Regions from separate parts of the Homo sapiens genome. Here region 2 is linked to region 1. A link is a contact called in ENCODE Hi-C or POLR2A ChIA-PET data. All regions are on one chromosome and are shown on one strand. The core of a region is the stretch at or near the end of the contact, and the rest is flanking DNA. Distances in the headings are between cores, read along the strand shown. Region 1 holds the start of TMEM164 (transmembrane protein 164). Region 2 has its middle 110 kb from the start of ACSL4.

Evidence for each region. Hi-C counts contacts between places; a loop is a spot of excess contacts on that map. ChIA-PET counts read pairs that join two places held with the same protein, here RNA polymerase II (POLR2A). Pooled maps may share reads with other maps.
Region 2: a loop to region 1 is called in a map of chondrocyte, with 3 times the contacts of the local background. The contact joins the enhancer-like site here to the promoter of TMEM164 in region 1. A Hi-C loop is called at or near these places in 1 of 168 maps with a recorded cell type or tissue (chondrocyte) and 4 of 50 pooled maps. POLR2A ChIA-PET finds 5 or more read pairs at or near these places in 3 of 52 experiments (GM12878, activated CD4-positive, alpha-beta T cell and activated naive CD8-positive, alpha-beta T cell).

Annotation. Positions count from the first base shown.
Region 1 is chrX:110,000,469-110,006,246 of GRCh38, reverse strand. TMEM164 (transmembrane protein 164) reads right to left here and starts at 3,133. Exons shown (of 7, transcript NM_032227.4): 1 at 3,069-3,133; 2 at 2,083-2,746. The coding sequence starts at 2,472. RefSeq lists an enhancer at 2,271-2,926 and a silencer at 3,029-3,888.
Region 2 is chrX:109,842,399-109,848,176 of GRCh38, reverse strand. No RefSeq gene overlaps it. Among named protein-coding and RNA genes, the nearest start is that of ACSL4, 110 kb to the right of the region's middle. Within about 2 kb of position 3,580, at least 3 of the 41 ENCODE cell types and tissues checked have a DNase peak (open chromatin) inside an H3K27ac peak, as active enhancers do.

The DNA of each region.
Region 1 (5,778 bases), core at 1,884-4,383:
CCACAGAGAAGAAACTAGCTTCCTTTTTTTCCACACAGGAGGTCAAAAGCATTTCAGAATAGCTCTCTGTTGCATACCCATCTACGACTTATGGAGACAAGAATCACATAGACTGTCAAGAGCTAGGAGGGCAACTCTGCCTCATTTCACAAGGTAGGCAAACTGAGGCCCAGGAAGAGTACTTTCTCCAAAGTCATACAATGAATTAATGCTAGCACTAGGTCTCCAGAGTCTTCTGAGAGCCTCTAAAAATCTTGCTTCTAAAAACCATGGTGTTGCCAGTCTTGACGTCATCACATCAGCCGCAGCTCCAGTCAGGCTGAATTTAGTCCTTTGTCGACCTTCTAGATATGTGATTGCCAGAGGCCTCAAGACCACTTTGTAGAAGATGCACCCTTTGACCCTCACCACCTGCCATCCTAAAAAAGCACTCCTGTCCCGACAGCCTCACACAGCATCGGCTGAGATGCGTTGTTTCCTATCATTAACAAAAAGCCCATTCATAAAAAAAGAAAGAAAGAAGACTGGCTCAAATTTACACAGAAGGTCTAGCTGGGACAGCCCTGGACTTCCTGTGAATGGCATCACTTCCCAAGAAGCCCTCTCTTAAAAAATGCTGCCCACTCCAGCCCCGATGCTTACAGCCACCCAATCAAAAACAGCCACTTTATTCCAAAGTTATCCATACCTTCTTACCATATCTGCAAGAAGGGAAGGGGCTGGGGTCATTCACCACATCCAGAAGCCTGCAATCAAATGAGTTCCTAGGAACACAGTGCAAGCAAGTATCCAAGCCATGGGTAGACAGTGTGGTGCTCATCTGCCTGAGTCTTCCCACAGGACTGCCCCACCACCCACTGCCACCCTCACTTTGGGGTTGACAGCTTGCAACCTCAAGGTGGATGAGTTTGCTTTCTAACCCAGGCACTAATTCATCTTCTGGCTGCAAGCAAATGACCTGCCATTCCTAAACCCCTCCAGGCCTGTAAAATGGAGATAATAATCTCAACCTCCTGCCCCAAGCTAGGCTGTCACAAGTCTCCAAAGAATAACCTTCTACAAACATAAAGGCAGTAAAGATGCTAATGACAGGTTTCAAAACTGCCCCTGAATAAAACACACCCGGTTTTCCACAGCCTGAAATCTAAAAAAGACTGATTGCTCTCCCAGTCTCCTCTTCCTCCTCCTCCATGATTTTATAGCTTTAGAACATCTCTCCACACAGGCTGAATACAGACAGTCTCACTCTTGGTCCTCACCCAGATTATTTTTATGTATCTGGCAACTTGCCTTTTCAATCCCATTTGTTTTCCTTAGCACCGCTAATGGGTGGAAGTCGATGAGGTAAAGAAATCAGCTTCCTAAGCACCCTTGGACTATGACCATAGGAGACAGAATGACAGTAATAGGATGGAGAGGTTTGCAAAAAAAGAAATACCCTCTCACCATAGTGATCACCAGCCCAAAGTACACATGTCAGCCTGGGGACCTGCTTCAGAACTCATTTAGTAGGAGCTTGGTGCTGCTCCAATGCCTCAAAATGCAAAGGCAGACCTCACTCTAAGAGCATACACTCCCAAATGAAAGAGTCATTAAGAGAAACCTGTAAAAGTATTTCCCCAAAGTACCACAGTGTAGATGAGAAAGTTTATGCGACCACCTCCAGGAAAGAGTGTCACCAGGCCCCTGGGAAATTAACTACCACAGAAGGCAAGGGAGCTGGGTCATGGTCCACTGATGTGATTCAGAAAGGGCACCTGGCTGGGGCTGGAATTCCTGCTTGTGAAAGCCCAGGGCACGGCAGGGTTGGGCTGGGCTGGAAGGGAGGGGCAGCCAGGGTGAGTGCCAGTCGTTCCTAGGGTTCAGGCACAAGGTTCCTCACCTCCACTGTGGGGCTGACGCACTGTGCAAAGGTGAAAGAAAGCCAAACCTGAAATCGGCACAAAGGCAGCCACTCGTTGGAAAATCATTTTTAAAGGTCCCCCTGCCCGCCGGGATGAGGTGCTGTACACTATGGAGTGTCCTGAGCACATAAATGACTCTTATCACTTAGGATGCCCAGGAAAAAGTCAACAGACTCACATGCATCATGGTGACCAGGTGACAGGGGTTGAGCAGGTAGATGACGGTCTTGGTGGCGAACTTAAAGCCCACCTCCACCCCGAAGGTCAGGCACAGGGCTACTAAGAGCAGATTCTTGCTCAGGCTCTCCTTGCCTTCCTCTGGCCGCTGGGTCACCTGCTCTGGCTGGCTGCCAGGGCTACCCCTACCGTCCTCCTTCGTCTGCCTCAGGATGTGCCGCAGGGCCACCAGGATCTCCAACAGAGCCAGGGTCAGGACCACCACACTTTCCAGCAGCCGCTGCTGCCAAGAGAGGAAGGCAGCACAGTCGGGGCCCCCATTGCCTGCAAAACTGGGGTCCACGCCCCCATAGAGCCAGTCCAGGAGACTCTGGTAGCTATACCGGGACATGATGCAGTGGTTCCCCTTGACCACAGTACAGGAAGCAAGAGTGAGATGGAACACAAGCCCAGAGGGTTGCCCGGGTGGTGGACCATGTAAGGCGGGCACACCCCCACAACCCCCCTCCAGACACCAGGGCACCGAGAGTAGGGGAGGGGAAGCTACACGCAAGGCCCGGGGTAAAGTGCTGGCTCTAACTTGTCCCCACGGCTGTCTGGGGGAGCCCCCCGCGCTTCTCCAGTGGCCACCAACGAGGCAGGGTTGAAAGGAGCCGTTGGCCAATCTAAAAGGAAGGAGAGGAAAAAAAAAAAAAAGAGGTCTCAAAGAGGCAATTGCACCGGGAATTAGGAAGCGGGAGGGGTAACTAGCGAGGGAAGAAAACGGGAACGGGGCAGTGGCGAAGCAAGCAGGGGTCAGGGGAAGCCGGAGGCCGAAAGGGTCAGGGCGGGGGCCAAGGAGACCCGGCAGTGCTGCGGCAGCGAACCGGGAGCCAAAAGGGGTCAGAGCTAGGGGACACGCGGAGGCAAGGAGAGGAGCTAGCGGGGCCGAGCAGGCGGGGAGGGCGACGGGGATGGCAGGGACGCCGGACTCCTCGTCTCACGCACTCGCCACAGAGGGATCTCTTACTCCTGCAACCGCGTGGCCGTCTCTGCCCCCAGCTAGCAACTTCGCCGCCGACGGGCCCCTCCAGCCAATTTAGAGCCGTCCTTGTCCAGCCTCCCGCCCCCGGGTACACCCCCGAACCCCCAGCTCCACCCTCCGGCCCTAGACGCCCGCCCTCCGGGCAGCACCACCCCCAGCCCGCGGCCCGCCCGGGACCTGCCCCCCTCGCGCAGGCAGCGGAGGGAGGAAGCCAGAGGGAAGGCGGGAGGCCGGGCCAGCCGGGGGCTGGACTAAAGCCGGCCCCTGGACTAAAGCCGGCCCCCCTCCCTCCTCCCCGGCGCCGCAACCTCCCGCGCCTCCCGCCCAGCCCCGGGGACCGGCCGCCGCGCCCCTCGGGGCTTCACTCACCGGCAGCTCGGCCCGCGGCCCCGGATCGGGCTACTGCTCCGCTCCCGCGCTCTCCGCGCCGGGCGCTCGGTTCCCCTGGCGGCCGCCGCCGCGGCGCACGGCTCCTCCTCCCCGTCTTCCTCCCCCTGCAGCAGCCGCGCTCGCTTCCTCCTTCTTCCCCTCCCTCTCTCCTCCCCCTCCCCGCTGCCACCGCCACTGCCTCCCTCCTCCCGTCCAGTTCAGCTCTCGCCCCACCACACGCCCTCGGGCCACGACTACTCCTCCTCGCCTCCTTCCCTTTTCTGCCTCTGGCACTCCCCTCACCCGTCCACCATTCACACCTCCCACCCTCCGCGGCTTCGGCTCTCCCTCCTCCTCCTCCCTCCTCCTCCCTCCTCCGGCTCAGGCTCCGCCTCCTTCCGCCTCCTCCCTGGCCTGCCTCGTCTTCTGCACTCGGAGCCTGCACGCGTGCACAGCCACCCTCCTTCACAACCGTGTACAGAATTCGCCCCCTCGGTGAAGCCCTGTTGACTGGCTCCGCCTCCCGCGACCTGGTTCTCCAGGGCACTTCTTTCTATACTGCACACATAGTAGGCACTTAGCTGGCCCGCACTAACTTCTTGTGGGGGAATAAGCCTTTCTAGTAATGAGCAGCTTGGCTTCGGGGTGTGTGCTGGGTATGGCCGGCTCCTCTTCGCGATTCCTCCTTTCTGCCACGACTCATGCAAGGCCAGAAAGGCATCTTCTCTCCCCTTTCTAGCCACAGCCCCACTCCACACTTCAGTGCCTAGGACAGGAGCTTCATTTCCCTGCTCCTCCCCCTCCTGCTCTGATCCACTATTTTCTCTCTACCTCTTGCCACACAGACCACCCCTGCCACACCCTCTCCCTCTCCCACTTCTCTCCTTTCTCCTGACAGGCCTTCAATGGTAGGCCAGTGGGAGGAAGGGAGGCTTCCCGTGACCTCTTTCCCTCCCCCTCTTCCCCCCTTCCCCCTCCCCAGAGCAGTTGCTTCCTAACCTATGCGTGGAAAAGCCAGCCAGGACTATATGAGTGTGGAGGAGCAGCACTAAGCCCAAAACCTGGATAAGGGCAACTGACGGAAATAAAATCCCCTCTTCCTACCTGCTGCTTTTTACCGATCGGCTATTTGCTTTTCTTGAGACAAGGGTCAGTAAAAGGACCTTCTCAGGACCTTCCTCATGTTTATTTAATATTTATTGAAGACTCACGATGAGTTAGAAGAATATCCAGAAAAACACAGTTAGGCACCTTGCCTAGGAAACACTTTTGGATGTTGGCTGCAAGCCAGGCTCAAAACATAAAATGCAATCTACTGTATTATCAGGCCATCGCCCTCCCGTTTTTTCCAAGTCTGGTTTTCCGAACAAGTACAGCCAGGTAGCCTTGTCTGACTCCAAGTTTTGTACAACATCTACCATAGGCCTGATGTTCTCCAAGTGTCAGAGGCGTTAGAACCAGAGCGACTCCATCTTGAACAGGGCCTGGATAAAATGACGCTGAGACCTACTGAGCTGCATTCCCAAAAAGTTAGGCATTCCAAGTCACGGGATGAGATAGGAGGTCGGCACAAGATTATAGGTCACAAAGACCTTGCTGATAAAACAGGATGCAGTAAAGAAGCCGGCCAAACCCCACTAAAACCAAAAAGGTGATGACAGTTACCTCTGGTCGTCCCCACTGCTCATTATATGCAAATTATAACGCATTAGCATGCTAAAAGTCACTCCCACCAGCGTCCAGAAGTTACCCTATATGGTCTGAAAGGGGGAGGAACCCTCAGTTCTGAGAATTGCCCACCCCTTTCCCAGAAAACTCATGAATAATCCACCCCTTGTTTAGCATATAATCAAGAAATAACCATAAGAATTATCAGTTGAGCAGCCCAAGCTGCTACTCTGCCTATGGAGTAGCCATTCTTTATTCCTTTACTTTCTTAATAGACTTGCTTTGACTTTACTCCAAATTCTTTCTTGCCCCGAATTCTTGCTAGAGGTCCAAGAACCCTCTCTTGGGGTCTGCATCCAGACCACTTTCCAGTAATACAAGTGCCAATTAATAAACAACAACAAACAAGGCTTGATTCAGAGGCTCACTAGTTCATTCTCCTTAAGTGTTTTGTTAAATCCTCAGCAACATAACCAAGGAACATTAAGGACAAAGCTGGGGAGCACCTAGCAATGGAATACAGCATCCCAAAACCTCAAGTTGCTATCTTCAAGGAAGCAAGAATTAGGATATAGCACTTAGCCAATGGCTTCAGTAATCCCTCCAATTTCCATGCTGAGCTTCTGTTGAGAATTT
Region 2 (5,778 bases), core at 2,331-4,830, 160 kb after region 1:
GAGGCTAGTTTCTGGACCCTGATGGATAAAGAAGATGAACAATCCCTTGACTACCTTTGTGCCCAGACAGTCCCATGGGCCTGAGCTTCTGTCTCTGGGCCTTGAGTATTATTATCCGCTCAAGAGCTAAACTGAAAGATGTGAGTCAAAAAACCTAGCAAAGTGTTCTGAATCAGCCATGTTTCCAGGGATAACGGACTAATTGGTCTGAGCCACAGATTGCATTAAAGATTCCCTTAAAGGACTGCTTTCCAAGTGACTCAGGGTTGGATTTTCTAAATGATTGTCTGGGTTAGGCTTAGAGGTGAAGATGGGGGTAAGTAAAAGTGGAGAAAGTAAGGAGGAAAGTGAGGTGCTCCATACATACACACAGAATACACCTTTCAAGGACATCTCTTTCTCTCTGCTCCTCTGTCCTCACACCAAGGAGTGTCTCTCTCTCTCTCTCTCTCTCTCACAGACAAACACACACACACACACACACACACAAACACATTCACACAGTCAGAGCAAAAGTGATCGTACAGGATTCCCTGCAGTAGCATCTAGTCCACACTGTTTCATGACTCATTTTTTTCTCTGAATCTGAAGTCTAGGCTTACATGTTAAAGGAATTCCTTTCACTAAAGGCATCTTTCCTTCCTGGAATTTGGGCTGGGTACACTAAGTAGAACTCCCCCGACACACACTTAGTAAGGCCCCATGACATTTCTCCAACAGCCACCTCTCCTGAATTATGCAATTGCACAATGAGCTTACGAAAGCAAAGAATGAACTCCTACAGGAACCTTACCCAGATGTCATTTGAACTTTTCCCTAGTTTTCCAAGGAGATCCTTGTCTTGGCAAAATAGTAGGATTAGGTAAGCTGGGCAACTTCCTATCTTACTATGTTCTACTTAAAAGACACTCTGGTCTCTGGCATATCCAGAATCCCTGATTTCCTCACTTTCAACTCTAAGTTCTGTTTGCCAACTGAGTAAATGATGTGAATTGAAACTTTAAGGTTCATATTTTCTAGTGAAACATCTCCCGGGTCTTTGGTAAATACATATCAATGTTAGATTCATATTTAAGAGTTGTTACATACACTTAACATTTAGATATGCAATTATCTGAGGAAAAAATTCACTATTCTGGCATTTGATGGGTGAAAGATAATGTTATTAGAGCCATAGATAAAAGTACTCTCATATACATATCTGGGTTTGGAAAATCTTGGCTTTTCAAGAGAAAAATGCTTTTTTCACTTACTGTACGATTCAGCTAAAAAGCTTCCTGTAAACTAGACCAAGTACCACCTCTTCCACGAGGCCTGGGTAAGTTCCATTGAATGTTCTCGGAGTCACATGCTGAGCAGAAAGTTGAGCTGGGTTTTCCCTGCACATCCTGGATATTATCCCATTTATCTATTCTAGCCTGATCATGAGAAATAGCAGTAAAGGAAGACAGACTACCAAAAAATGTGAGAACAAATATGTTTGCAGACCTTTATTCAGCAGACAATGTCTTGTACCTAGAAGACACATAATGAGTGTGTATGGAGTTGAAGAATGATGTTTAGACAATGAACTTGGTTCTATTTACCTGCCATTCAAATCTTCAGGAGGCTGCCAGGATGAAATGCAATACTCCAGTTACTACTAAGTCAAGTCCCTCAGAGATGCTGAAGAAATCTCCAGAAGATTCAAGGTATCATATCTTAATCCCACCCCCACCACATCCCCTACTGTCTCTGCAGTAAACATAGCTCTGGAGAAGTATAGACTGACCTTGGGTTTCATCTTTCCTTAAAGTTGTTCAAACACCTTTTTTTTATTATTATTATTTTTAAAAGATGTTTATTTAGCTCAAGGTTCTGCAGGCTGGAAAGTACAAGAAGCATGGTGCCGGCATTTGCTCAGCTTCTGATGAGGGCCGCGTGGTAGGTCAAACCATCTCAGGGAAAGTCAAAGGGGAAGTGGACTCATGCAAAGAGATAAAACTAAAGGAATGTCCTGGCATTATTACAACCCATGCTCCTGGGAACTAATTCATTTCCATGAGAACTAATGAAGTCTTATTGGAGTGAAAACTCACTCACTATCAAGAGAACACCACCAAGTTATTCATAAAAGATATTCCCTGGTGACCAAAACACCTCCCACTAGGCCCCACCTCCTGACACGGGCACATTGGAGGTCACAGTTCGCATGAGTTTTGGAAACACTTAATTTTAAAAGCAAGGGCCTGGTCAAATGATATGCATATGGATTTGTCAACCAGCTACTTTGAGCAATGATCATAACCATGAGGGCTGAGGTAGAGAAGGTTGGAATTTGTAATCACCGGAAAAGCAAAAGCCCTGACCACATCCAAAGTGTGACTTTCTGGTACAATAGGCTTCTGGAAGTAGATGAATCTGGGTTTTTCAAGGTTGTCATCTTAGCAAGGGATGAACTTGGATTGTTCAGGTTTCCAAGGAAGCCCGAAGTATACCCAACGGTTCTGTGAATATAGTGATGATTCTGAGAAATCTTAGAGTCTAAAAGTTTATGGTAGAGTAGGTAGGGTATTCTTATGGTGATGTAATGAAATTGTAACTGGCCAAAACTCCAGAAAGTACCAATGATGTCCTCAGCCCAGGAAATGTCTAACCCCTGCCTCTTTCGTTCCATGTGATTTAGAACTCTCCTGAGGCCCAAGGTTATTCTTCTGGAGCTAAAGGGTCCTAGGCAGACTATCTGTAGGTCTTGTTCAACAACTCCCACCATTTTCATTTCATATTAAGAAGTGAAAAAGCAAGAGTTATTTTCTCATTCTCCCGAAATTTTGTTTGGATAACTGAAGCAGAAGACTCCAGGGAACTGCACAAACAGAGAACTAGCACTGGGCAGATTAGGAGTGCCATTGTATGTATGGGACAGAAGAGCATCGGTGCTCCCACTCTTACCATGGGTACGGTAGAAGTGTGGATGTGGGTGTGGCCATGTGACTCCGACCCTAAGAGTATGTGATGTCATGTCAGGTCTTTCATCATTAGCCTCTAGAAGTTGGGGGCTAAGACTTCTGTCTGATCTCTGAAGCAACATACATTTCACATATTCTCAGGGAAAGCCTGAAGCATTTGCCCTTGTTTTCTTTCCATGAACAATCTTGGAGCATCATGCTACTCATTACAGCTTTGATCTCAAGGCCTATAACCTTTAATAGATGTAGTGTGAGTAGGAATGACTTAGACCAAAAGCAGCCCTAATTTAAGAAACTAACATTAAACACTGACTAAGGTTTCTACGGGGCAGCTAAAGGGGAGAGAATGATCAATTACAAACCAGTAATAGGTAGCCAAAAGTCAGACTTCTCAGTCACAACCTGGGGGTAGGCCAAAATGTGAAGTCGAACAATAATGTCACAAATAGCTGACTTTTTTTTTGCATTTGTTCTGTTAGGAAAGTCTGTCTTGGAAGATTCAGTAAGGCAGCTGGCTGGTTGGAGGAGCCATTTGTCACTTTAGCCAGAGAAGCCTGTAATCTAATAGTTTCAGTTCCCCTGGAAACAAGTGCATAGAGGCATGTCTGCTCTGGAAAAGGCAATCTGAGCAGTGCCAGGGTGCTTGGAAGAGCCTCAAATACAGGCTGTGAGTGCTGGCTCCTCAGAAGGTCTTACCCAGAGAACAGAAGCCTGGGGCAGCCCAAGGTACTTCCCACCACCTTGTTACTTGTGACTTTGCGTCACCTATTTTGCTTCCCCAGGCCTCAGTCTTTTTACTTGTAAAATGGAGTTAAGGATAGTAACTCATGCTTTGAGTCAGGCAAGGCCAAAGTTCAAAACTCCATTCTAACATTTCCTGTTTGAACTTTGGCAATTAATTACTCTCACTCTGAACCTCTCTGAATGTTCATTTCTTCATCCATAAAATGTGGGAAATAATACTGATTGTTTGGATCTTAGAAAACATAATAATGTATGTAAACATAGTAGACATTCAATAAACACTTGTTGAATTAATAGATGAATGATAGTGCCCAGCACATAGTAGGTGATTTTTAGGTGTAGGTTCATCTTCTTTCTTCCCTAACTAGATATGATATGGAATCATACAGTGAGACAAATTATTCTTACTGAGCCACAGGATCCAGGTATCAGCCTAATATTCTAGAGAGTGTTAAGTTTACATCTTCTATGTTTTTTTTCAATTGTTTTTATAGGCACTATTCTGGCCAGAAACATATATCTTAATTGCACTGACGGAAAATATGTTATAGCTAAAGGCAAAAATAAGAAGTAGTATCATGATAACCCAGCTAATATCAAAAAGGTGAACAATTTCTCTCTATAGAAAAATGTGCACACATTCATCAACACAAAGAAACCCCCACAGAGTTCTGCATGTAACCTCAAGGATCCGCCAAAGCCCCAGGTTAAGAACCTCTGGTGCACAAGACTGGACAGGTAGGGCAGCTGACCAGGTAGTTGGCATAACAACCTTGTAAAACTTTTTGCCAAAAATTTTAGGCAGATGCAGATTTTAAAGAATAACATTAGCTTTTCCCTTCAAACTTTCATTCTAGTAGAACCCTGCTTCACCATTCTTAGCTCCTATCTTTTCTTCTTACCTCCTTCCATTCCTTTTAAAGCTGGTCACAAGACTTTCTTTAAAAAATGAAAATTAGCCAGGCATGGTGGCTCACGCCTGTAATCCCAGCACTTTGGGGGGCTGAGGCGGGCAGATCACGAGGTCAGGAGATCGAGACCATCCTGGCTAACATGGTGAAACTCCGTCTCCACTAAAAATAAAAATAAAAAAAGATGAGCTAGGCGTGGTGTCAAGTGCCTGTAGTCCCAGCTACTCAGGAGGCTGAGGCAGGAGAATCGCTTGAACCCAGGAGGCGGAGGCTGCAGTGAGCCGCCAAGACTGTGCCACTGCACTCCAGCCTGGGTTACAGAGCAAGACTCCGTCTAAAAAAAAAAAGAAAAAGAAAGGAAAATTATAGCTGGTTTATAACATTTCCATCTGTCTCTGCTATGTTGAAGTTAGGAAGATCTATAGTTGGTGGTCATCAGCATTTCAATTTAATTGTATTGCTCTATGTGTTAAATGTTAATATTCTTTATGGTAATTGCTGATTGGTCTTGAGTTGCAACATATATCTGTATATAACTATATATGTAGATCTCTGCCCATGACCATTAATATCACCCATTCTCCATATATAAAGGTTGTCCTTTGATCTACAGGTTCAGCTGAAAGCTCTTTGAGAGTATCCAGGCCTTTTAATGCTCTTTCTTAGAATGAGCAGCCCTAGTCCTTGTATTCTTTCTGTCCGTTGTATGGCACACCTTGTATTCTTTCTGTCTGTTGCAATTTTCCCCAGCAACTGCAGTCTGTGTTTTGAAGTCATGACTCAACACATATATAGAATTTTTCTGGCCAGTGCAGTGGGTCACGTCTGTAATCTCAGAACTTTGGGAGGCCCAGGCAGGCGGATCAAGTGGTCAGGAGTTCAAGACCGGCCTGGCCAACATAGTGAAACCCCATCTCCACTAAAAATACAAAAATTAGCCGGGCATGGTGGCACGTGCCTGTAGTCCCAGCTACTCCGGAGGCTGAGGCATGAGAATTGCTTGAACCCGGGAGTTGGAGGTTGTAGTGAGCCGAGATCGTGCCGCTGCACTCCAGCTTGTGCAACAGAGTGATACTAAAAAAAAAAAAAAATTTCTGTTCACCCAGCTTGTGGTTAGCCCACTTTAATCTATCATATTACAGCTGTTTGAATATGGGACAGTTATCCATTTTCCA